2 separate regions of the Homo sapiens genome follow, and region 2 is linked to region 1. Evidence: chromatin loops called from intact Hi-C (ENCODE). Cell type or tissue: tibial artery. All regions are shown on one strand. Links, peaks and the distances in the headings refer to the core of each region. The heading gives the core; the rest is flanking DNA. Region 1 holds the start of TMEM200B (transmembrane protein 200B). Region 2 has its middle 26 kb from the start of EPB41.

Region 1 (11,925 bases), core at 2,382-7,381:
ACAAAAATGAAGGAGCTTTGTAAATTTTTTTTAAAATTATGAATCATATCAAGTAGTTGTTTACATTTCTTGAAAAAATAGGAACTCGGGCAGCAGAATCAGATTGGCAGAATCTTTAGACTACACAGGCAATAATCAAGTCTGCTGTTTTGGCCTTTCGTAGTAGAAGTGGTTGTAGTGTTTAGATATCTGTTTGGTCTTGCTTCTTGTATTGCATTTTTTTCAATAAACAACAACAAAAAGAACTCTCTCTGTGAGGATTGATCCACTTTTAAATTTCTCTTCTACCAGCAACTTGGGAAAAATTAAATATGGGTGGGGGAGACCTAAACTCAAGTCATTTTCTAAAGTAAGTTACCCACATTGACCAAAATGCAGCTTCAACGTTGAGTAAAGGGATTTCTGAGAGCTGGCCAATGCCTTTTGCCAGCTGCAGTGAGATTCTGCAGCATAGGCCACGATAAAGGAAGGAGAGAAGGGGCTTCTCAGACTTATTTGCAGAAGGGCCCAGAACTCAGTATGAAGGCATTGGCAGTAGTGTAGCTCTAGAGGGATATACCCCAGATGGCTGAGGGAAGAAAGGGATTGAGGTGGTAGGAGTTCAAGGCTCAGTCCCCGTCCCAGATGGCAGTGGAGAGTCTCATCCCGTGGTCCATCTTCCCAGAGGCCCCACACTCCATCACCAGTGCCGCCTTGGAGGGAGCCTGCCCCAGCCTGTAACATCCCAACCTACCTCCCAGTCTTAGGGGCCCTTGCCCACCACTTTCTTGGGTTTGCCAAGACACTGGGTACATCTCCCAGTCACCCTGGCCTGGACCTCCAGCCCTGTTAGGGCTAAGGCCACTTACAGAGGCTGAAGAAATTCCTGAGGCGAGTCCTCCACACCCCACAGTGAAACGCACCCTCTCCAGCTCACTGAGCCCTGGTGCAGCTGGCATTTCTCTGCCCGCATGCAGGTCAGGATGCCCTTCACAGCTGCTGTGGTCAGAGCATCCATCCCCAGCCTGGGATGTGACTGAAACATCTATTAGACGTTGGGACTCCTGGTCCTTTGGTCCTATTAGCATGGTCCATGCTGCAGCCTCAGAGCAGGCTGTCTCCCCTCTCTTCAGACCCGGGCCCCCAAGTCCCCTCCTCCTCCCAATTTGGCATAGCCCCCAAGACTGAGGCGGTCCAGCCGTGGCCAGCTTCGGTGAGCACAGTCCCGAGCTGCTGGGGCCCCAAGGAGGAGCTCCCCAAGGCCCAGATCCAGAGACTTGGAATGTTCAATGCAGGAGCCAGACGGCTGCACGGTGATGATCACATGGCCAGTCTGCGTCCGTGGACCCCAGGGTGGGGGCAGCCCGGGGCCCTTCAGCGGGTAGCTGTTGAGCAAGGCAGGTAACCCCAAGCGAGGATTAGCGGGCTCTGAACGCAGACTCCGCACTGACGGGACGGGTGAAGTACCCCGACGCGGGGACGGGTCCCAGATTTCTGGCTCTGCGCAGCCTACGGCTCGGGGACTCCTAGGGCCGGGGCTGGGAAGGAGGGCGCAGTCCCAGCCCGGGCCGTCGGGGGGCCGGAGCGCCTGGGCCCGCAGCACCCCCTGGCGGAGCCGTCGCGTCTCCAAGTCTCGGTTCTCATACAGCAGTGTGTTGGCGCAGATGAACACGAACAGGCCGACGCCCATGATCACCGGCCCGAGGAGCCGCAGCCGCTCGTGCGGGCCGTGAGCCCGGCCCCCGCCGCGACCCTCGCGTCGCAGCTCGCTCATCTGGGGCGAGCTGGCATTGGCGGCCCGGGACCCTGGGGCCCCGGCCCGGTGCGGCCAGTAGCCGGCCACTGCAATGCCCATACCCACCAGTACCACGAGCGCCCCCAGCGCCGCGAACGCCCCCGACGGCGAGCGCAGCCGCAGCCGCGCCCGCACCCGCAGAGGCTCGGGCGGGGAGCGCGGGCGCCGGCGGCGGCCCAGGCGGCGGCCCAAGCGAGAGACGCGGCCCTCGGGGCTCCTCCGCACCTCCCCGCATTCTTCGGGGCTCCCGGCCGTCATCTCGCCGTCGTCTGGGCGCTCTGCGGAGAGAAGATGGGAGGCAAGGACTGGACCGACGGGCCTCTAGCTTCAGGGCGCCAGGTTCGGGGCGCAAATCCGGGAGGGAAGCTCCGGCCGCCCAGCCCAGGCCGCTTGGAGATCCCTGGCGGCCACCCCCGGATTTTCCCGGGCGGCGAGGCGGGGAGCCGCCCGCGCTCGGGTTTTCCGCAGCGGAGCTCCGAGCCAGGCACGCGCGGCAGAAGCCGGAGTTGGCCCGGCCAGCGGGCGGAGAGGAGGGAGGGGGGCGCAGGCTGTTCCCTGGCGCATCCCGGGCTGCAAATCTGCCGCCTGCGTCCGGTCCGCAAGCCCGCGGGTCTTGGGCCTCGGGAAACGTGCGGCCCCCAGCTGCCGCGTCTCCAGGGTAAGTACCTCCCGGGCTCGACCCCACCCCCGCACGTGGCTGCACCGTAGCAAATGGGGCGGGGGCGCTCGGGCCTCCCAGGTCCGCAGGGGTCGCTCGCCGGGCCCCACCTCCCCCCTACTGTGCTTTACATACCGCAGCGCGGGAGGAGGGGGCGTCACCGGCTCCAGCCTCTCCCTGCCCGCCCCCTCCTTCCAGACCTCCTCCGCCCGCAGCGAAGCTGCAGCAGGAGCGACTTGAGCTAGACACCGGGAAGACCGCTCGGATCAAGACCAGCCAGGCAGAGGAGGAGAGGCGGCGCCGACTTCGCCCAAGATTTCCATCAAGTCCACGCATGAGAGGCCTCTCCCTCCCCCAGCGGTCGTGCTGGGGCCACGGCAGCAGGCGGGGGTGCCGGTGCCGGGCGCTGGGCCCCGCCGGACGGATGCCCTCCCGGCTCCCCCGTCGGCCCGGGCAAGGCTGTTCCCAGGTTGCGACGTTTCCAATTCGGGCTCCTCCGGATGAATCATCCCCCTTTCCCGCCGCCTGGCCTCCTTTCCCGCCTCCTCCGCCCGAGGCCTCCGTGGCCCGTGGCCCGGTCAGAGCAGCACCGCCCCTGCGCCTCGGGATCCGGGCCGCACAGCTTAAGCCCTCCCGATTGCTGGCCGCGCCCTGCCTGCGGCCTGTGGCCTGGATCCCGGGCCCAGCAGGAGTAGCCGAGCTGCGTGCGGTGTGGCCCCCACGAAAGGGAGGGCGAGGGAGAAGACGCGGCCCCCGCCCAGGCGCCCCAGGCCGCAGGAGAGGAGGCTCAGGGCCTAGCTGTCCAGGGTCGTCCTCACTGCTCGCGTCCGCTTCCTAAAGAACCACCGCGCTGGAGCCCGCAGCCGAAACCTCGGGGAGGCGGCCTTGCTCCCCGACCCACGCCCCATCTGCACCCCAAACCTCAAAGCAGGACACCCATCCCTGCCTCCGACTGGAGCGCTCAAGGCCCGGGCCTAGCAGGGAGCCGCCACTCTCCCGCGTCCAAAGCCTGGTTTCACAGATTGCAACTACGGCCCAGGGAGGCCGGGGAGACTGCCCGACCCCGCACTAGGCGGGGGCTCTGCCAGGTCCGACGCCGGGCTCCGGGGCCCCAGCCCTAGACCCCTCTCAGGACAGCCACGGGAGTATCCAGGAGGAAGCGAGGCCCATCCCCTCCTTGTCCCTGAGTTTGCAGCCCTTTCCCCAGCCCGCAACCGGAGGAGCGATCATCGCTTCAAGCCAGAACTGGCGCTCTCAGCCCCGGCTCCAGCAAGGTCACCCGGAGCCCCGCGCGTCGCTGCCGCGAGGGAAGCGAAAACAAGCAGAGTGGGGACATGGGGACACGCTCAGAGACCCCGAGCCGTGGAGGTAGTGGGCCGACGCTGGGGACACCAGGGAGGCGGAAACTTGGGGACACAGCGCACAGCCCGACAGAAGATGCTGGGGCCGAGTCCCCAGGACTCCAGGGTCCCGCCACCGCCCGCGTCCACACTCCCGCCTGGGGGAACGGGAGGGCCGCGCTCCCGCCCCCAGGGGCCCTGACCGAGGGAGGGAGGGAGGGAGGGAGGGACCAAACGAAAAGTTGGGAAAAGTGGAGTGCGGACCCCTGGACCCCAGCTCGGCTCACCTGGCGCCGCAGCGCCGCGCGGGTCCGGGTCCCAGTCCGCGCGCGGAGGCTCCAGAGCCGCCCGGGTCTCCACGGCCCGGCCCCAGCCCCGCCCCGGCCCCGCCTCCAGCCCCCGGGACCGTCCGACCCGCGCCGGGCCCGGCCCCACCGCCGCTGAAAGGCGGCAGCTCAGGTCAAAGGATCGCAGGTAGGCGCCCTGTGCGCGCCTGGTGACTCCGGGCACCCGTGGCCCGAGTTCTGCCATCCCCACTCTCCCACCCCCAGCTTACATCGGTCGCAAAGGCCCACAAAGGCGACCCCTTCCTACATGGGGAAACTGAGACCCGGGACCCAGGAGCCCCGACACCCGCACGTCCTTCCCCGCTTCCCAGAGCCCCTCATCCCAGGCGCCCGGGGAGCTTCCAGGAGGAGGCGGCCCGAGTCCCTGCTCTGCCCCGGTCCCGCAGCCCTTGCTGTCGCTGAACCTCGCGGACTTCATCTGTGCAATGGGCACCAAGGCTTCAGCCTCGCAAGATGCCGAGAGGCAAGAGCCAGACGCCAAGGGCCAGCCCGGGGCGACTCCGCAAAGCCCTCAGCGAAAGCAGCGCCCGGGGAGGGGCGGGCCTTGTAGCTGAAAGGACCGGACGGGGTGCGGATGTGCCGCCGGGTACTCCTAAGAACAGGCGCCCCTTCGCCAGTGGGGGAGCGGGCTTGTTCCCAATAACGGGGAGGGTGCTGAGAGCTGCGACCCCGCCGGCGAGCCCGAAGGGGGCGGCCCGGCCTTCGCGCCCTCCCGCCCCTGGAGGCAGGAATGCAGAGCGGGGGAGCCAGGGCGGCCGGCGGTCGGCCCAGTTTCCATGATGCGGGGGGCGGGTTCGGGGGAGGCGGCGACCGATTTCCAGGCTCAGCGGTCAGGCCGGGCCCCCCGGGAGGAATTTCCGGCCTAGGATTGATTAAGGCCCGCCCCTCCCCCCGGCCGTGGAGACCCCCGGCGCGCAGCCGGGGGGAGGGGCGCTAATGAGACCCGGCTGCGCGCCGCGGACAGGGAGGGGACCCGAGGAAGGGGCGGGCCAGGGGCCGGGGCCACCCCCCGACGCGGGGCGGAGCCGGGTCCCGGAGCCGCACGGCCAGGCCAGGCCTTGAACCTGAGCTCCCACCCTCTGGGTCGGCGGAGGAGAGTGGGGGTGCATCAGTGCCCCCCGGGACCCCCTCTTCCAGCTCTTAAAAGCCCCCTCGGGGGGTCGGTGAGGTAACGGGCGGACCAGAGGGACCACAGTGGGGAAGACCGAGCCTCGGCTCCCGGGCTTCATCCCTGCGAGGCCGTGTGCGAGATCGAAGCCAGGGCCTCCTTCTTGCCTCCCCAGTCCGACTGGAGGCTCCTGAGGTCTCGGTCCGCTCCACGGAGGCCTCCCTCCAGCATCTTTGCTTGGGACCCCCGCCCCCATCAATCCTCCGCTTCGTCCACTCCCCGCACACTGACCCCACCGCGGTCGCACCTCCGCCTCCCAGCTCTCCCTCCCACCCCTGGGCTCCCTCAATCCCACTCCATGCCTGCCTCTCCCAGCCCACTGCTCTTCCTCCAATAAGCCCGGCTTCTAGTCTGACTCCCTGGGCCCCTCGATCATCCCCTGCCTCCAGCTCTGTGAAGGGCCCTTTGTCCACCCAAGCACGGGGTCAGCCTTGGCCCCTTCCTCTCCCCCTCTCATCCCACTCACAGAGCCTTGGGGGCCCTGCTCTTTTCATCTGGGGCCAGCCACGTTCTCCCTTTCCCATGGCCACTGTCCTGCTCCGGCGTCCAGGCTCCTCCTGGAGCCCATGGTCTCCTGCCTCCCCGTGTCCTAGTGCGCTGCAGACAGGCAGCAAGGGTTTCCACTCTGAATCTGAGCCTGCCACTACCTGCTTAAAACCATCAGTGACTCCCCAAATCGAGTTGGAAATCTCTTCTTGTCTCCACGAACTGGCCCCGGGCCTCTTACACTCCCTCAGGGCTTGGTTGGTCCTTGCTTTCCGGCAGGAACACTTACCCCCTGGTCGTGCCCTTGCCACCTTCTACACATCCTTCAGACCCTGGGCCTTCCCCCAGCCCCCAGACCAGGTCAGTACCCGCTCTCCTGCTCTGTTGTACACCCTCACAACACCAGCAGCTTCCCTGTGCACCTGCAAACTGAACCCACTGGGAGTGGAGTCTGTTTCCTGTCTGTGTCCCCACTGGCCATGACTCTGAGGGGGCAGGACTAGGTCTGTCTTGCTCATCCCTGGAGCCCTGTGCCCAGCACAGTGTCTGCCCACAGCTGGCCATCCCCATTAGAGGAGGGTGTGCAGGCCTGTGTCTCCTTCAGCCCGAATACCTTCCTGATCTCCATGCCAGGTGCCCTGGCCCAGACAGCAGGAGAAAGAAAGGACTCCTCTCTGTCTCAGGCTCCTCATTTGTAAAAAGGGAGAAATAATACCTACCCCACAGTGTTGTTTTGAAGGTTAAATAACAGTTCACCTGTGGCCGGGTGCGGTGGCTCACACTTGTAATCCCAGCACTTTGAGAGGCTGAGGAGGGAGGATCACTGGAGCCTAGGCGTTCAAGACCAGCCTGGGCAACATAGCAAGACCCTGTCTCTACAAAAAAATTTAAAAATTAGCCAGGTACTGTGGCGCATGCCTATAGTCCCAGCTACTCGGGCGACTGAGGCAGGAGGATCTCTTGACCCCAGGAGTTTGAGGCTATAGTGAACCATGATTGCAAAGCCTGGGTGACAGAGTGAGATCCTGTTTCAAAATTTTTTTAAAGAAGCTGGGCCTGGTGGCTCATGCCTGTAATCCCAGCACTTTGGGAGGCCGAGATGGGAGGATGACTTGAGGTCAGGAGTTCGAGACCAGCCTGGCCAAATGGTAAAACCTCATCTCTACTAAAAATACAAAAATTAGCCGGGTGCGGTGGCTCACACCTGTAATCCCAATACTTTGGGAGGCTGAGGTGGGCGGATCATGAGGTCAGGAGATCGAGACCATCCTGGCTAACACGGTAAAACCCCGTCTCTACTAAAAAATACAAAAAATTAGCCGGGTACAGTGGTGGGCGCCTGTAGTCTCAGCTATTCGGGAGGCTGAGGCAGGAGAATGGCGTGAACCTGGGAGGCGGAGCTTGCAGTGAGCTGAGATCGTGCCACTGCACTCCAGCCTGGGCGACAGAGCGAGACTGTGTCTCAAAAAAAAAAAAAAAAAAAAAAAATTAGCTGGGCGCGGTGGTGGGTTCCTGTAATTCCAGCTACTCAGGAGGCTGAGGTGGGAGAATCACTTGAACCCAGGAGGTGGAGGTTGCAGTTAGCCAAGATGGTACCACTGCACTCCAGCCTGGGTGACAGAGCGGACTCTGTCTAAAAAGGAAAAAAAAAAAAAAAGCTTGTATAATAGAAAGATGACCAAATAAGGAAACAAATGAGTTCTTCAAAGGAGACTTAGTGTCCAGGAAAGGATTCTATGGACCCTGAGAGGATTTAGAGAAGAGGTATATAGGCTTGAACCCAGGAGGCGGAGGTTGCAGTGAGCCGAGATGGCACCACTGCACTCCAGCCTGGGTGACAAAGTGAGACTCGGTCTCAAAAAAAAAAAAAAAATTTAAGAAAGGGTTCACATGTTGAGTGCCTGGCACAAAGTGGGTTCCAGCAAACACCTCTCCCTCTTCTGATCATGACGTTTCAGGTACAGAGGGTAGTGTTTGGGGTGGGTAGAAACCTTCCCTGGGGTCACTGGGGTGGCAGAGGAGGGAAGGGCCCCCTTTCCCAGATGTCCTGTTTAATTCTCTTGAGAGCTCCAGGAGGTCAGTGCTATGCCCAGTTCACATATGTGGTTTGGAAGAGGCAAAGCGACCTGCCCACAGGCACAGCCAGGCTGATCAGTGCCCACTTCTCTTTGGAGGGACCCTCCCCAGGACTGCTTGGTTAGGCCCTGTGAATGTGCAGATGTGTGGGCTGCTAGTGGCCTCAATATTGGGACACTGATTGCTCCCATGAGGCCAGGACCCTTCCTGAATCTGCCCTGGCATCTGTGTGACCTGGACTCCACTTCTGAACTTGGAAGGCCTGGATGAGATGTCCCCTGGGGACCAGGGGATGAACATTTCTCCCCTAACCTTCTCTGTGGAAACAGGAAACCTGATTCAGTGACCCCGAAGCCCCTGCCAACCTGAGGCTCCGTGTCCTCTCCAGAAGCCACCTCGCAGAAGGAATGGCTGTTGCCTCCTGCATGTCCGTCCCTCTCCGGGCCATGGAACAGTGGGGCCTGCAAATTCATTTTCTCTCATCCCCACTTTAGGAACATCCCATCTGGGCTGCCTGGGCTCCAGTCGTTGTCTCAGGGTGGCTGGAAGGGCTCAGAGGACACAGCCTGCTGCTAAGGTGGTCTCTGGACACTGTGCCTTACGGCTCCTATCCAGAGACACCACAGCCTCAACTAAGAATTTGGAGCCCAGCTTCAAAGGGGAGAGCATAGCCTGGTTTTGCTGTTGCTGCTGAGTCGTCCGCTGGGTGCTGGGCAAGTCCCAGCCCTTCTTGCCACCCCTGCCTCTGTCATGAGCCCTTTGCAGGTAGGACTGGCTTGCAATTCAGGGAGAGATGATTGGAAAGTAGAATCCAGAATCCCGGTCTCAATGCCCCATTATATAAGGGCAGAATCAATACCCAGAGAGGGGCAATGACTTGCCCAGGGTGACCCAGCTAAGGAATGGTGGAGTTGGGCTTCAAGCCCCATGGTCACAAAGTCCTATTTGGGACTCAGGATCTTAGAGGGCAATGGTCCTGAAATGTGAACCCCAAATCCATCTCCCACTGCATAAAACCTCTGACTTGGGTGAATCTGGGCTCCTGGAGAAGCCTGAGGGAGAATGAGCTCCCCATTTCCATGGCTTTCTGTAGCCCAGAGAAGACGCAGAGGCAGAGCCTGGGTAAAGCTGGGAAGGTCAAGGAGATGAGACCCTCCTGTGGGACAGGGTGATGCCAGCCTCCTGCCTGAGTCCTTTGGTGGAGGGATAACAGTAGGAACAGCACCATCTCACCGAGCTGCCCTGGCTACCAGGACCTTTGTACCCATCACTTCAGAGTACAAGACACTCCTGTGAGCCTGGCACAGCACTCACCTGTATCACACATGTGGAAACAGCTTCACCAGGTCCGGCCCTGTCTGTGGTCACACAGCTGGTCAGTGGCAGAGCCAAGGTCAGAAGCAGGTGTGGTGGGGTTGTTGTTTCGTTTTGGGTTTTTTTGAAATGGAGTCTCGCTCTGTTACCCAGGCTGGAGTGCAGCTCACTGCGCTCACGATCTCAGCTCACTGCAACCTCCGCCTCTCAGGTTCAAGCGATTCCCGTCACAGCCTCCTGAGTAGCTGGGATTACAGGCATGGGCCACCATGCCCAGCTATTTCTGTATTTTTAGTAGAGACAGGGTTTCACCGTGTTGGTCAGGCTGGTCTCGAACTCCTGACCTCAGGTGATCCACCCACCTCAGCCTCCCAAAATGCTGGGATTACAGGTGTGAGCCACCACACCTGGTGTAGTTTTTGTTGTTGTTGTTTTGAGATGGAATTTCACTCGTTGCCCAGGCTGGAGTGCAATGGCGTGATCTCGGCTCACTGCAACCTCCACCTCCTGATTTCAAGCATTCTCCTACCTCAGCCTCCCGAGTAGCTGGAATTACAGGCATGTGCCACCACGCCCAGGTAATTTTTGCATTTTTAGCAGAGACAGGGTTTCACCATGTTGGCCAGGCTAGTCTCGATCTCCTGACCTCATGTGATCCACCCACCTTGGCCTCCCAAAGTGCTGGGATTACAGGTGTGAGCCACCGCACCTGGTCCAGACTACTTGTTTGTTTTTGAGATGGAGTTTTGCTCTTGTTGCCTATACTGGAGTGCGATGGCACTGTCTTGGCTCACTGAAACCTCCTCCTCCCAGGTTTGAGCAATTCTCCTGCCTCAGCCTCCCGAAGTGCTGGGATCTCCCCTCCTCGGCCTCCCAAAGTGCTGGAATTACAGGCATAAGCCACCACGCCCGGATGCCAGTTTACTTCTTTATGCCTCTGTTTCCTCCTCTATGGAGGGCTATTAGGATCAAACCCCTCAGCTCTGGTAGCAGCAAACACAGCACAGTTGAGGGATGGCTTTTCTGGCCTTCAGCTGGTGCTCGCTTCTCCCCCCTGTAGAGTGTGAGACTGAGGCTACTGATTGCATCTCTTCAGCCACATCCTCTGGGCTGGCTGTTAGGGACCAGAAAGGAAGCAGCCCTGGGCCCTATCCAGATGCCTCAGGGGTTGGGGTGAAGACTCATCCACCAAAAGTGGAAGAAGCCACAGCTGACTGCTTCAGGAGGCATGCCCCCATAACCTCAGGCAGACGCTTCACTTCTCTGGCCTGTTTCTGCCTCAAACTGTGTCCGGAATTGGTGGGTTCTTGGTCTCACTGACTTCAAGAATGAAGCCGTGGACCCTCGTGGTGAGTGTTACAGTTCTTAAAGGCGGCGTGTCCGGAGTTTTTTCCTTCTGATGTTCGGATGTGTTCGGAGTTTCTTCCTTCTGGTGGGGTTCGTGGTCTTCCCGGCTCAGGAGTGAAGCTGCAAACCTTCGTGGTGAGTGTTACAGCTCTTAAGGCGGCGCGTCTAGAGTTGTTCGCTCCTCCTGGTGGGTTGGTGGTCTCGCTGGCTTTAGGAGTGAAGCTGCAGACCTTCCCCGTGAGTGTTACAGCTCATAAAGGCAGTGTGGACCCAAAGAGTGAGCAGCAGCAAGATTTACTGCAAAGAGCAAAAGAACAAATTTTCCACAATATGTATGGAGACCCCACAGGATTGCTATGGAGACCCCAGAGGATTGCCACTGCTGGCTCAGGCAGCCTGCTTTTATCCTCTTATCTGGCCCCACCCACATCCTGCTGATTGGTCCATTTTACAGAGTGCCCAGCAGTCTGTTTTGACAGGGCGCTGATTGGTGCGTTTACAATCCCTGAGCTAGACACAAAGGTTCTCCACGTCCCCACCAGATTAGCTAGATGCAGAGTGTGGACACAAAGGTTCTCCAAGTTCCCACTAGAGTAGCTAGATACAGAGTGTCCATTGGTGCATTCACAAACCCTGAGCTAGACACAGGGTGCTGATTGGTGTGTTTACAAACCTTGAGCTAGATACAGAGTGCCGATTGGTGTATTTACAATCCCTTAGCTAGACATAAAGGTTCTCCAAGTCCCCACCAGACTCAGGAGCCCAGCTGGCTTCACCCAGTGGATCCCACACCGGGGCCACAGGTTGAGCTGCCTGCCAGTCCCGTGCCCTGTGCCCGCACTCCTCAGCCCTTGGGTGGTCAATGGGACTGGGCGCCGTGGAGCAGGGGGCGGCGCTCGTCGGGGAGGCTAGGGCCGCACAGGAGCCCACAGAGGGAGGGGGGATGCTCAGGCATGGCGGGCTGCAGGTCCCGAGCCCTGCCCGGAGGGAAGGCAGCTAAGGCCCGGCGAGAAATTGAGCACAGCAGCTGCTGGCCCAGGTGCTAAGCCCCTCACTGCCCAGAGCCAGCGGGGCCTGCCGAGCTCACGCCCACCCGGAACTCGCGCTGGCCGGCAAGCACCGCGCGCAGCCCGGGTTCCCGCCCGCGCCTCTCCCTCCACACCTCCCCGCAAGCTGAGGGAGCCGGCTCCGGCCTTGGCCAGCCCAGAAAGGGGCTCCCACAGTGCAGCGGCGGGCTGAAGGGCTCCTCAAGTGCCGCCAAAGTGGGAGCCCAGGCAGAGGAGGCGCCCAGAGCGAGCGAGGGCTGTGAGGACTGCCAGCATGCTGTCACCTCTCAAGACTACCTGCCAATTACCCATCTCAGAGGGTCGTCAGAGATCGCTGAGCCCTGCCAGAGGTGCCGGATAAACCTTAGC
Region 2 (11,925 bases), core at 947-5,946, 240 kb before region 1:
TTCAAGTGATTCTCCTGCCTCAGCCTCTTGAGTAGCTGGGATTACAGGCGCCCGCCACCATGTCTGGCTAATTTTTTTCTATTTTCAGTAGAGACAGGGTATCACCATGGTTGGCCAGGCTGATCTCGAACTCCTGACCTCATGTGATCCGCCTGCCTCAGCCTCCCAAAGTGCTGGGATTATAGGCGTAAGCCACTGTGCCTGGCCCCAAATTTCAAATGCATTCTCCTGGAGAAGGGTTGCTGACCCACTGCCTACCGATTTTCACTGTCCCCTTACCCACCCCTAAATGACTGCCACACCCTAGTCCCCTCTATCTCAAAGACTCACTGACCATCCCCAAATGTCTCTTCCCCTGTGTCTTAACCCAGCATTTGAAGCCTTCCACAATTTGGTCTCATGATTCACCCTGTCCTTCAACTATCCCAGACCATTTTCTGTTCCCAGAGTACACCTTCACTATCCTACCTCTAAGCCTTTGTGCAGGCTGTTCCTCCACCTGGAATGCCCTCTCTCATTTCCATGTAGTAAATTAGTCCTTAATGTCCAGCTGGGAGGTCACCTCCTCCAGGCAGTCTTCCTTACTCCCTCAGATGGAGTCATTTTCCCCTCTGGGCTCTGGGCATACAATTGCTTTAGGGTCTTCCTCATAGGAAGCCGTGAGTAACAGCAGGAACATCCATTATCCACACTTTGCAAATGCCTTTCCCTTCTAGTATCATGGTCCTGGGAAAAGCAGCAGGGTGAGAGCCATTAACTCCTTTGACTGATGAGGAGACAGGCTAGGAGGAAGTCATAAGCCCCGTAAATGGTGGAGACAGGATTCAAACCCGAAACGGCCACACCGGCTGCCTTGGGCCTGAAAGTCCTCTCCCTCTCTACCATTTCTTGTGGCCTGGTCTTGTGACTCTCTGCCCCTTTGTCAGTCTCAACTTTTAATAATTCGCTCAATGAAGCGCTGCTGAAGGAACAGAGGCTCCCACGTGTGCACTTCCCCGCCCCCAACCTGTCTGTTCCTTGCCTTCTTTATCACCCACCTCAAGCCCATCTGAAGCTGGTGGGAGTGCCCAGGCTCTGACAGGATAAGGAATTCCTGGAGGTCCAGGCCTTCTCAGAGGAGCGGGGGGAGACACAAACAGGTTCCTTCCTCCACCCCCCAAGCTTATCAGCGCCCCACAGGCTCCGGGGAACTGAATGCTCAGCCAAGGGAGGAAAGCTGCCCCCTGCCTGTCACCTTCACACCCTCTATTACTTACCCCGTCTCTACTAAAAATACAAAAAAAAATTAGCTGGGCATGGTGGTCTGTGCCTGTAATCCCAGCTACTAGGGAGGCTGAGGCAAGAGAATTGCTTGAACCTGGGAGGCAGAGGTTGCAGTGAGCTGAGATCACGCCACTGCACTCCAGCCTGGGCGACAGAGCAGGACTCCGTCTCAAAAAAAAAAAAAAAAAAGAGTGGTATGACCTTGGGTTGCCACTTTAGCTCTCTGAGCCTCAGAAGCTCTTTAGAACATTTTTGGCTGTTAGGATTCAATAAGATAAAATGAGCAAATGCCTGTAAAAGAACCAGGATCGCTAAATGTGAGTGGCTTCTTCAAGAGGTCACTGCTGACGGGGGCATCTCAGGTAGCAAAGTGCTCCCTGCAGTCTGGGGATGGAGGCGAAGATTATGATGTCACTGGCAGAGGCCATGGGGCAGGGGGCCTGCAGTCCAGGGAGTGACAGCTTTCCCGCTTCAGTGACTGACAAAGCCACACAAGGCCTTCACCCACACAAGTGCACAAGTCACCTCAACGAGAAACACACACACAGGTGCCTGGGTGGAGGGGCTGTGGGACAGGGCAGAGCTCTCTAGGTCCCAGGGCCTGAGGCCCAGGGGACAACCTGTTTATAGGACACAGACAGACACAGATTCACACCCTCTATATAAACTCACAAACAGGGGCACACCCTCACAGGCACCAAAACACACCCCCCTACACATACACATACACAAATGCACAGAAACAGGAGATACAGGATCACAAGCATATTCCCAAATGCACTCCCCACGCACAAATTCAGAAACGCAGAGCCCTCCCTGGCCAACACACACACACACACACACACACACACACACACACACACACACACACACTCTTATCAGGCTGGGGCAGGCACTGGCACTGCTGAGTCACCCACAGGCAGCTCAGCCCAACAGAGCTAGAGCCACGTGGCTGCCCCAGCAGGGAGGGGGCAGGGCCCACAGCAGCTCTTTAGAATCACCCCATCCACCTGACTGCTGGGGTTTTCCTCTCCCTAGCCCTTTGATTGAGTCAGGGGTGGGGATGGGGTTGGGGGAGGAGCCACTGTTTGCAGAGGCCAAATCAAAAATTTCACAGCCTGCACTCTCCTGGGTGCAAGAGTACACGTGAGAGGAATTAAAAAATACTACTAGATTAATTACTATTTGCAAATATATTTTCACATACTCCCATTTAACCATCACAACAGCTCTATATAAAGTTAGCACTATTATTAATCTCATTTTACCCCAGGGTGGGGGGCGGGTGCCTTGCCCCAAAGCCCAAAACCCAGACTCACCTGCCTCCAAATCCCTACCTCGTAACCCCTGGGCAATACTGTCTGGTGGGCAGGTGTGATATAGGCAAGTGAAAGGTACATCAATGTGCTTGGGAGCCTGGTTGTCTATGTGTGTGTGTGCGCACGTGTGTGTGCTCGCGCACCAGGCTTCCCCAGGGGATTCACAGGGATAGAGACTGAAAGGGTCTCAAGTGTCCTGATTTCTGGTCGAAGGATCCAACACTTCTCTAGTCCCTTGAAGCCCACCTCCCTCCATCAGAAAACATCTCCCCAGTCAAAGGGCTCAGTCTGACCCTCCTCTGCTAGATTATGGGCTCCTTGAAGGCAGGAACCAGGGCCCTGAAGCCTCAAACAGGACCTGATTCAGAGAAGTCCTCAGTGAATTTGGAGGGGGGGAGAGTCAGTCAATGTATGACTTTTAATTCAGTTATGTATCAATATAACAATAACATCAATAATTATAATAAATGCTAATGCTTATTGCATGCTTACCCTGGGACTGGCACTGTTCTTAGCACTTGACATGGATTCTTTCATTCAATTCTTGCCACAACCCTTGAGGAAAATACTTTCATTAACCCCACTTTGCAGAGGAGGAAACTGGCTTGGAGAGAGTTAGTAGCTCACCCAAAGTAACTCAATTAGGAAGTGGCAGCGTTGGGGATTGGAACACAGGAAGTCTAGTTACCCCATTTAGTAGGAAGATCACTACATTCAGAGGAAGGCTTTGTCCTCAGCGAGCCTCAGTTTGCCATATTTGTCCAAAGAAAGGGTTAGTTTTCCACGGTGCTCTGGCCTGGAATATTCTATGATCCTATGATTCTGTGACGAAGAGCTTTTGAAGTGTCAGGGTTAGTTTTAAAATGAAAGAGGCCATTCTGCCGGGTGGTGAGCTTCCTGACATGGGCATATGTAAGCCAGCTCAGGCCTGAAATGGGAGGGAGGGGATGAGACTTCGGCCAGTGACCATGGAAGCGTTGATGGAGTGGACCATCAGGAGGGGAAAAGTCACTGAGAAGAGTGGCAAGGCGGGCACGACAGGATCCAGAACTCGCTTTTACGGAACGCCTACTGTGTACCAGACCTATGCTTGACATTTAACTTACATCGCTAATTCTCAGGAAAACATTGTAAGATTTATGGTTGACGAAATTCAGATCCAGAGAAGTGACTTGTTCAGGGTCACGCCGGACGAAGTGGTAGGACAGGCGATCCAGGTGAGTCTCCTCAGGGTCACTTCCCTAGATCCCCTCTGACCAACCCCTCTACCTAGTAACCTTAGGAGCAGTACCACGTGTCAAATTGCTTCACACTTTTGTCATATGACGTCACACCAGTCAATCCAGGAACTCCCTGCCCTTCCCTCCCCTGACCTCTGGGGTCTATCAAAGCAGCCCCCGGCTCAGTGTCCCCGCCGGACGAGGCTACACCTGCAGCCCCCGCCCCTTCCCAACTGCGACTCTCGCACTCCTCTGCCCGGGCCTCCCCCTCCCCGCCCCGCTGATCGGCAGTTGCCTGCGCCAATCAGAGGGCCTAGCGGGCGGGGCGGGGCCTCACGATGGAGTTGCCCTGTCAGTGCAGGTGGAGGCCCCGGCGGGGCAAAGTGGCAGGAACCTCTTAAAGGGCGAGAGCGGCGCGGAGCCAGAACGCGGTCGGCCCGGTCCCCGCCGCACCCAGCCCAGGTGAGCCTGGACCACCTGGGGGGCGACCCTCGGTCCCCGGGAGGGACGGGGTTAGGGACAGAAGAACCTACCCCCAAGGGCTCGGACCGTCCCGGGAGAGGCGAGACCAGGGTCGAAGGGTCCAGGGCTGAGGGGTCCAGCGGTCCCGAATTCCAGAATCCGAACTTGGGGTCCAAAGGAGTCTGGGCATCTTAAAGTTCAGGGTGCAGGGAGGGGCGTGGGAGTCTGGAGAGGGGGTCCGGGAGCTCGGATCCGGAGCTAGACACGTCCGGGTCCGGCCGGTCCTGGCTGTCTGGGGCGGGGGTCCTGCATTCGGTGTCCGCGGGAGAGTCCCTGCAGGTCGGCGCAGCCCCCGGCCGCCCCCTAGCCCCGCCTTGCCCGGCCCCGCATGCTCCTGCCGGGCCCGCAGCAGCGCTGGAGCGGGCTGGCGGCTAGCAGCGGGAGGGGGCTCCGGGGCCTGGAGCCCCGCGCCCCGCTCCGGCCCTTACGTAACTGACTTTGAGTTTCCGGACCCAGGAACCGACCCGCCAGCTGGGGCGCCGGCTGTGCCCGCCAGGGTGGCCCCCCCGGCCGTCGCGCCAGCCCCACACCCTCCCTGCCAGGCTTGGTCTAGGGGACTTCCCTCTGTCTGGGTCTCCCGGGTCTCTCTGTCCGGTTCAGGCTCAGGTTCCCTCTCATCTCTGGGTTCCCTGTATCTCTCATCTGTCGTCTCTGTTTTGCTGTCTTTTCCTGTCTCTGTCCTCTGTCTTTCCTCAAGAATTGTCTCGCCCTCACCTACACTTCCCGGCAGGCCCCACCTCTTCAGGGTGGGACAGGACCCCTCCTCTCCAGCTAGTTGGAGGCAGGGACCTGTCCAGACCAACCCGAGCCCGAGCTCGCTCCAGGAGTGGGGAGGAGAGAGGAGGGTTGGGGAAGATGATTCTAGGACCCTTAGCTCCTGGGTCCGGGAACGGACGACCCCTTCTCCGCCTCTGGAGCCCTTTCCTCCAGAAGGAGGAGGCTTGGACAGAACCTGGCTGGGGCTGGGCTTAGGGCAACTGGGAGTCCCTGTGAGAGCTGCCTAGTGTCTCGTCAGGGTCAGGTCCTCAGCTATTGAAGGGGAGCGGGAGGGGCTGGGGAGGGGCCAGAGCCCTGGCACGCGCCCCGGAGCTTCAGCAAGCTCCCTACCTCCACCCAGTTTCAGGCCTGGAGGATGGTCTTGGCAGGAGGCTGGGTGGGGAAGGGATCTGCAGGAGGAGGCTCAAGGGACTTCTGCATGTTGGGGAGGAGGGTGGAGATAGAATGACAGACCCGCAAGTCTAAGGAGCACCTACTGGGAACACTCCCTGCCTTGAAGGCTCTCCGGGGTGTCAGACAGACACTTCGGAAATCACTGTAAATAAGGCGTTAAAGCAGGTGTGAGGTGGGAATTATTATTTCTTCTTTTTTTTCTTTTGAGACGGAGTCTCGCTCTGTCGCCCAGGCTAGAGTGCAGTGTCGCGATCTCGGCCCACTGCAAGCTCCGCCTCCCGGATTCACGCCATTCTCCTGCCTCAGCCTCCCGAGTAGCTGGGATTACAGGCGCCCGCCACCGCGCCCGGCTAATTTTTTGTATTTTTAGTAGAGACGGGGATTCACCGTGTTAGCCAGGATGGTCTCGATCTCCTGACCTCGTGATCCACCCACCTCGGCCTCCCAAAGTGCTGGGATTACAGGCGTGAGCCACCGCGCCAGGCCGGGAATTATTAATTCTAAGCCAGGAGAAACTTTGCGCAAGGAGGTAGGAGGCTTGAGAAGAAAGGGAGCCAGAAGCTGAAGGGAGCAGAGGGAGGGATGAAAGGGGACATCCAGTGCCCAGTAGGCTCTGCACACAGCAGAACTGGGTTGAATCCTGACCCTTCCACTTTCCTGCTGTGTGATCCTGCATGAGTCACTTCACCTCTCTGAGTCCCAGGCTTGTACTTTGTCAATAATCCGGACCTTGCAGGCATAAGCAGCATCAAATAGGCAATGTGTATGCAGACCAGAACGGTAGCTGGTCTGATAGCAGGCCAGTAGTGTGTTTTAAGAAGGGAATGGAGTGGGGAAGTCCTGAGGTTTCCGCTGTATGTATAGGAGAGCCAGGCAACACCTGCCAGGTCTCAGCAACATGGGGCATGGGTGGAGTGCCTGGGTGTATGGGTGATACTCATTGAGGCCACACTGGCTGTCTCCTGATTGGCCCATCCCTCCTAGACCAGGGCTGGCCTCCCTCCTGTAGGCTCCAGGTGCCAACAGAAGCTCCCACCCAGGCCGCCTTACTCCCCAGACGAGTGCGGGTAGAGCCCTGTCAGGGCAGGACCAGCACCCTCTCTGCAGAATGGACCATGGCCAGGAGACTGGCTGGCCGTGCTGGGCAGGAACATCCATCTGGCTAGGAAGATGCTGACGCTGTGCAGGCCCCATGGAGGTCCAGACCTCTGTTGGCTGGGGCTGGGCCCAGCTGATGGAACCTAGGCTGCAGGGTGAGACAGAGGCTGGGGTGGTGGGAGTGAGGAGGGGAGGTGCAAGGAGGGACTCCTGGAGAGGAATCCTGAGCCCAGGTGTGGAACCAAACCGAGCTTCATTCGGTTATTCTCTAAGCCTTTCTTGAGCACGTACTGTGCACCATATACAGGTCTGCCAGCCACAGACCTGAACAGGATACTCACAGAGGGCTCACCACAGAGTTATGGTGTCCTGAGATTTGTTAGGGGTTTGCAGAATGGGCCTGTATGACAGTTCCTGGGGATAGGGGAGTTCAGAATTTTCCCAGGGCCTTAGATTCTGATATTTTATTTTATTTTTATTTTTATTTTTATTTTATTTTATTTTATTTTGTTTTTTTGAGACAGAGTCTCACTCTGTTGCCCAGGCTGGAGTGCAGTGGCATGATCTCAGCTCACTGCAACCTTCACCTCCTGGATTCAAGCGATTCTCTTGCCTTAGCCTCCTGAGTAACTGGGATTACAGGCTCCTGCCACCATGCCTGGCTAATTTTTTTATTTTTAGTAGAGATAGGATTTTGCCATGTTGGCCAGGGTGGTCTCGAACTCCTGACCTCAGGTGATCTGCCCACCTCGGCCTCCCAAAGTGCTGGGATTACAGGCGTGAGCCACCGTGCCTGGCTGATTCTGATATTTATTAAAGGGGGTGGGATTCCACTCCTTTATAGTCTGCAGGCTAGTCACTTTGCTCCCTGGGTTTCAGTTTCCCTTTCTGTGAAATGAGTAGGGGAGATAAGTCTAAAGTCTCTACGGGTCTTCCAGCGCCTATTACTATAGCCTCGGGACCTAGTTTGGGACTTAGTCTACCCCCTACTCTCACTCCACGTGAGGGGATAGGATGGAGCAAGATGAAGGCTGAGTATGACGGGCCCACAAGTCCTGTTCTTGGCCCGTGTTCTCTAATCATAATTACAGCCACTGCCTGTTAAGCACTTACTATGCACAGCATTCTGTTCTAAGCCTTTAATACGCTGCATTAACTCATTCAATCCTTACAATCTCATGAGGGAAATATTATCTTTGTTTTGCAGGAGTTTAGGGAGCTGAACAGACTTGACCAAAGTCACAAAGCTGGGAAGTGGCCGAGCTGGGATTTGAACTTAGGTTCAACTCCAAAGCCCAGACCTAACTAAGAGTGGGAGCCTCCACCCCACGGGTACTGAGGTGCCCACATTGCTCAGCCCTTACCTGTGGAACTGTTTGACCCCTGCTGGAGCAAAGCTCTGAGCTCTGGGATCTTGAGGCTGGGGAACTGGGGAACAAGCTGTGCTGCCTCTGTTGGGTGGCCCCTGGGGCCAGCATAGAGAGAAAGGGGCAGAGGGAGCAACCTCCAGGTCAGCCAGGGCCCACTAGGGGTTTCCCCAGAGGGGCAGCCCCACGCAGCTACTGCCCAGGTGCAAGACTGGGCACTGAAAGGCAACCTTGGGTATGTGGCCAACTTTGGACCTCAGTTGCCTCATCTGTAAAGCATGGACTTAAATGAGTGTAGACACTCCTTGACCCCTGGGTTAGTGGCTGAGGTCAGCAATAGGATAAAGGGTTAGAGGAGAGCTTGGAGTGACAGTGACTGAGTCTGTGAAGGAAGAGTTTGGGTCAGGAACATCTTGGATCCTGGGCCAGCTGTTTGATAGCTATTTCAGAGGAAGAGACTGAGGTTGGAGAGGTTCAAAGGCTTGTCTGGGGCTGTTCAGCCAGTACCCCAGAGACTGAAGGGAAATAAACCAAGGGAAAACCCGGAGAACAAAATCCAGGCAGATATGAGCTAGAATCCTGGGTTGGCCACTTAACTAGGCTTGGAGGTGTGAAGTGGCACCCCTGAGGACACACGAGAGTCCCTTCACCTAACTGTCCTCATCTTTAAAGTGGGAATAGTAACAATTTCTCCTTTGTCCACTTCCTGGGTTGTTGTGAAGGTTAAAGGAGATGAGGCATTTGTAAAATCAGGTGAGAATGTGGTTGCTGGTCATTTTTCAGTCCAAAGCTGCAGTTCCGGGTTTGTGTTTGTGGTGGTGGGAGCATTTCTGACAGCTCCTCTGTTGAGATGCTTTATCCAGGAGTTGTGCTGGAGAGAAGCCCTAAGAATAACACCACCGGCCGGGCATGGTGGCTCACACCTGTAATCCCAGCATTTTGGGAGGCCAAGGTGGGCGGGTCACCTGAGATCAGGAGTTCGACACAGCCTGGCTAACACGGTGAAACCCCGTCTCTACTAAAAATACAAAAAATTAGCTGGGCATGGTTGGTGGCAGGCGTCTATAATCCCAGCTACTCGGGATGCTGAGGCAGGAGAATCACTTGAACCGAGGAGGCGGAGGTTGCAGTGAGCCAAGATCGTGCCACTGCACTCCAGCCTGGGCAATAAGAACAAGACTGCATCTCAAAAAAAAAAAAAAAAAAAAAAGAATAACACCACCATTTATTGCACAGTTGCCGGTACCAGGCATTGTACTCAACTTCACCTCTCATTGTATCATTAACCCCCTACAGCAACTTTGTCAGGTAGGTGGTACCCCTCACCCATGCTGGGTCCCTCCAAAACCCATGCCAACAGCCCCTGTAATGATAGTAGCAAACGCTTCTGAATGGTTTACTGTGTGCCAAGCATCCTTCCAGACGTGTTACATGTATTGACCCATGTTAATCCTCACATCAACCCTGTGAGGTGGATACTAATATTATCTCCAGTTTGCAGATGAATAAATGAGGCATAGACAAGTAAAAACGAGGCCAGGCGTGGTGGCTCAAGCCTATAATCCCAGCACTTTGGGAGGCTGAGGTGGGTAGATCACCTGAGGTCAGGAGTTTGAGACCAGCCTGACTAATACGATGAAACCCCATCTCTACTAAAAATACAAAAATACACGGTGGCATGCGCCTATAATCCCAGCTACTTGGGAGGCTGAGACAGGAGAATCGCTTGAACCAAGGAGGCGGAGGTTGCGCCATTGCACTCCAGCCTGGGCAACAAGAGGGAAACTCTGTCTCAAACAAACAAACAAATAAACAAAACAAAACAAAACAAATGGCCCCAATGTCACAAAAGGTAGAGCCATAAATAGTGAAGTCAGGATTTTCCCAGGTTCTTTTTTTTTTTTTTTTTTTTTTTTGAGACAGAATCTTACTCTGTTGTCCAGGCTGGAGTGTAGTGGTGCGATCTTGGCTCACTGCAACCTCTGCCTCCCAGGTTCAAGCAATTCTTGTGCCTTAGCCTCCTGAGTAGCTGGGATTATAGGCACCCACCACCATGCCAGGCTAATTTTGTATTTTTGGAGAGACGGAGTTTCACCATGTTGGCCAGGCTGGTCTCAAACTCCTGGCTTCAAGTGATTTGCCTGCCTCGGCCTCCCAAAGTGCTGGGATTACAAGTGTCAGGTTCTTTTATTCTGAGATAGGGTCTCACTCTGTCGCCCAGGTTAGAGTACAATGGGGTGATCACGGCTCACTTCAGCCTTGACCTCCTGGGCTCAAGGGAGCCTCCTACCTAAGCCTCCTGAGTAGGTGGGACTCCACCACACACACCTAATTTTCATATTTTTTGTAGAGATGGGGTTTCCCCATGTTGCCTAGGCTGGTCTTGAACTCCTGAGCTCAAGCAAAACTCCCACCTCAGCCTCCCAAAGTGCTGGGATTATAGGTGTGAGGCACCGTGCCCGGCTGGCCCAGGTTCTTAAAGTCTCCTCCTTGACACAATCATCACAGTTGTAATTCAGTAGTTATTTACATGATTGTCTCCTCACTGCATTGTAAGCTCCATAAGTACAGGGGCCATGTCTGTCTTCTTCAGGCTGTATCCCCAACACCTGGCACACAGCAGGTGCTCAGTTAATGTTTGTTCACAGGGACGCTGCTGCCTCTAGTGGGCTGGGCCCTGGAGGCCTGATGAGCTGAGGGTGGATTATCAGATTATTGCTGACTAGGGCGTCTGCCCCAGCAAGACCCCAGAGGCAGAGGGAGGGCAGGGTTCCCTCCTGGCTCAGGCCCTGGCTGAAGAAGGGGACCCAAAGGGCTTTTTCTTTGGCTGTGCTGTGTGTCTCACTGCTGTCATTTGCTTCCATGTGCCACTGCGGTGATGGCTCCATGGCCTCTCCTGGACTGGCTGCGTGACCCCGACGGCTGCTTCTGGGTGAGTAATGGTTTGACTTAATGACTGCCACATGAGCTGATTTTAATGCATGTCCTGTGGCTCTGAGGCCACTGGGAGGCGTAAAGAGAGGCCCGGGGGTAGGGGTGGAAATGCTGAGAGAGGGCACTCTGTGATTTTAGGATCCTACCATAAGCAGGGCCTACCAATTAAACACACTGGGTGCTGATTTTTTGGTCACATGATACAATGCAAAGGTCTTTGGGGCAGACTGGGCTGGAATAGAATCCTTTTTCTGTTGCATACAGGTGGGTGATTCTTTGCATCTCAGTTTCACGTCTGCAAAATAAGAATATGAATACTTATGGGACACAAGTATATTTGTTCTTTTATTCATGTAAGCCCCACAAGGGCAGGGATTTTTGTTCATCTGTTCACCAGGTGCTGTATCTTCAGCGCCTAGGGTATAGTAGCACGTAGTAGGTGCTCACTGAATGTTTCCAAAGGAATGAAGATATTTATTGACTGTTTATGGTATACCTATCAATGTGCTTTGTATTGGATTAAATGGCTAATGGATATAAAGGGCCCAGCATGATAGGGGCTCAGTGAATGTGAATTCCCTATTTGCTCAATAGACTGTGACTTTCTTGGGGATCAGGGCTCTGGTAAAGTGAGCTCTGGGTCTTCTGAACTTAGTAAGGGGCCAAGTACCAAGCATGTATCAATCAGCACAGAGAGGGGCCTGGCAACTGGACTTCCTGGAGAGGGAGTGACAGAGCCTCTAGTTTTCATCAGAAGAGAGAGGCAGCTGGGAAGATCTGGGGCAGAAATGGGAGGGATGGGGAGGGACTCTGCCTTCTAGTACTGCCACTTTTCCTTGTCCAGGTGTGACCCTGGACAAGGCATGCTCTTCCCTGAGTCTTGGAGACCTCATCTGTGATGTACATATCACAACACTTTCCCCGCATAGGTGTGGGAAGGAGTTGATGAGAAGAGCCCACACAGGGCCCCATTTGGTAACTTCCCAGCCCTGGGCTCATTCTGGGATTCTGGGAGGGGACTATGTGTTCCTC

What was found. Hi-C counts contacts between places; a loop is a spot of excess contacts. Peaks named below come from ENCODE experiments on the same cell type or tissue, not always from the same donor. Only the 100,000 strongest peaks of a DNase experiment are listed, where the experiment ranks them.
Region 2: it touches region 1 in a loop (6-fold over the local background); 36 of 110 quality-filtered maps call a loop at or near these places.

The regions. Positions count from the first base shown.
Region 1 is chr1:29,119,797-29,131,721 of GRCh38, forward strand. It overlaps TMEM200B (transmembrane protein 200B), which reads right to left and starts at 4,107. Exons shown (of 2, transcript NM_001003682.4): 1 at 4,060-4,107; 2 at 1-2,052. The coding sequence starts at 2,032. The coding sequence ends at 1,109. EPB41 (erythrocyte membrane protein band 4.1) reads left to right here. Exons shown (of 21, transcript NM_001376013.1): 21 at 1-245. RefSeq lists a silencer at 1,462-1,841 and enhancers at 3,521-4,380, 4,381-5,240, 5,241-6,100. In tibial artery, for the core only: a CTCF peak has its summit at 4,824 (motif pointing right); DNase peaks (open chromatin) are centred at 2,665, 3,325, 4,595, 4,935 and 3 weaker places; H3K4me3 peaks cover 3,546 bases; H3K27ac peaks cover 3,837 bases.
Region 2 is chr1:28,882,947-28,894,871 of GRCh38, forward strand. It overlaps a transcript of EPB41 not described here. Among named protein-coding and RNA genes, the nearest start is that of EPB41, 26 kb to the right of the region's middle. RefSeq lists cis regulatory regions at 802-1,372, 1,148-1,187, 1,162-1,179, 1,616-2,520, 2,133-2,172, enhancers at 1,099-1,243, 1,855-2,535, 1,928-1,977 and silencers at 3,912-4,201, 4,212-4,431, 4,572-4,921. In tibial artery, for the core only: a CTCF peak has its summit at 4,070; DNase peaks (open chromatin) are centred at 2,236 and 3,975; H3K4me3 peaks cover 1,979 bases; H3K27ac peaks cover 4,101 bases.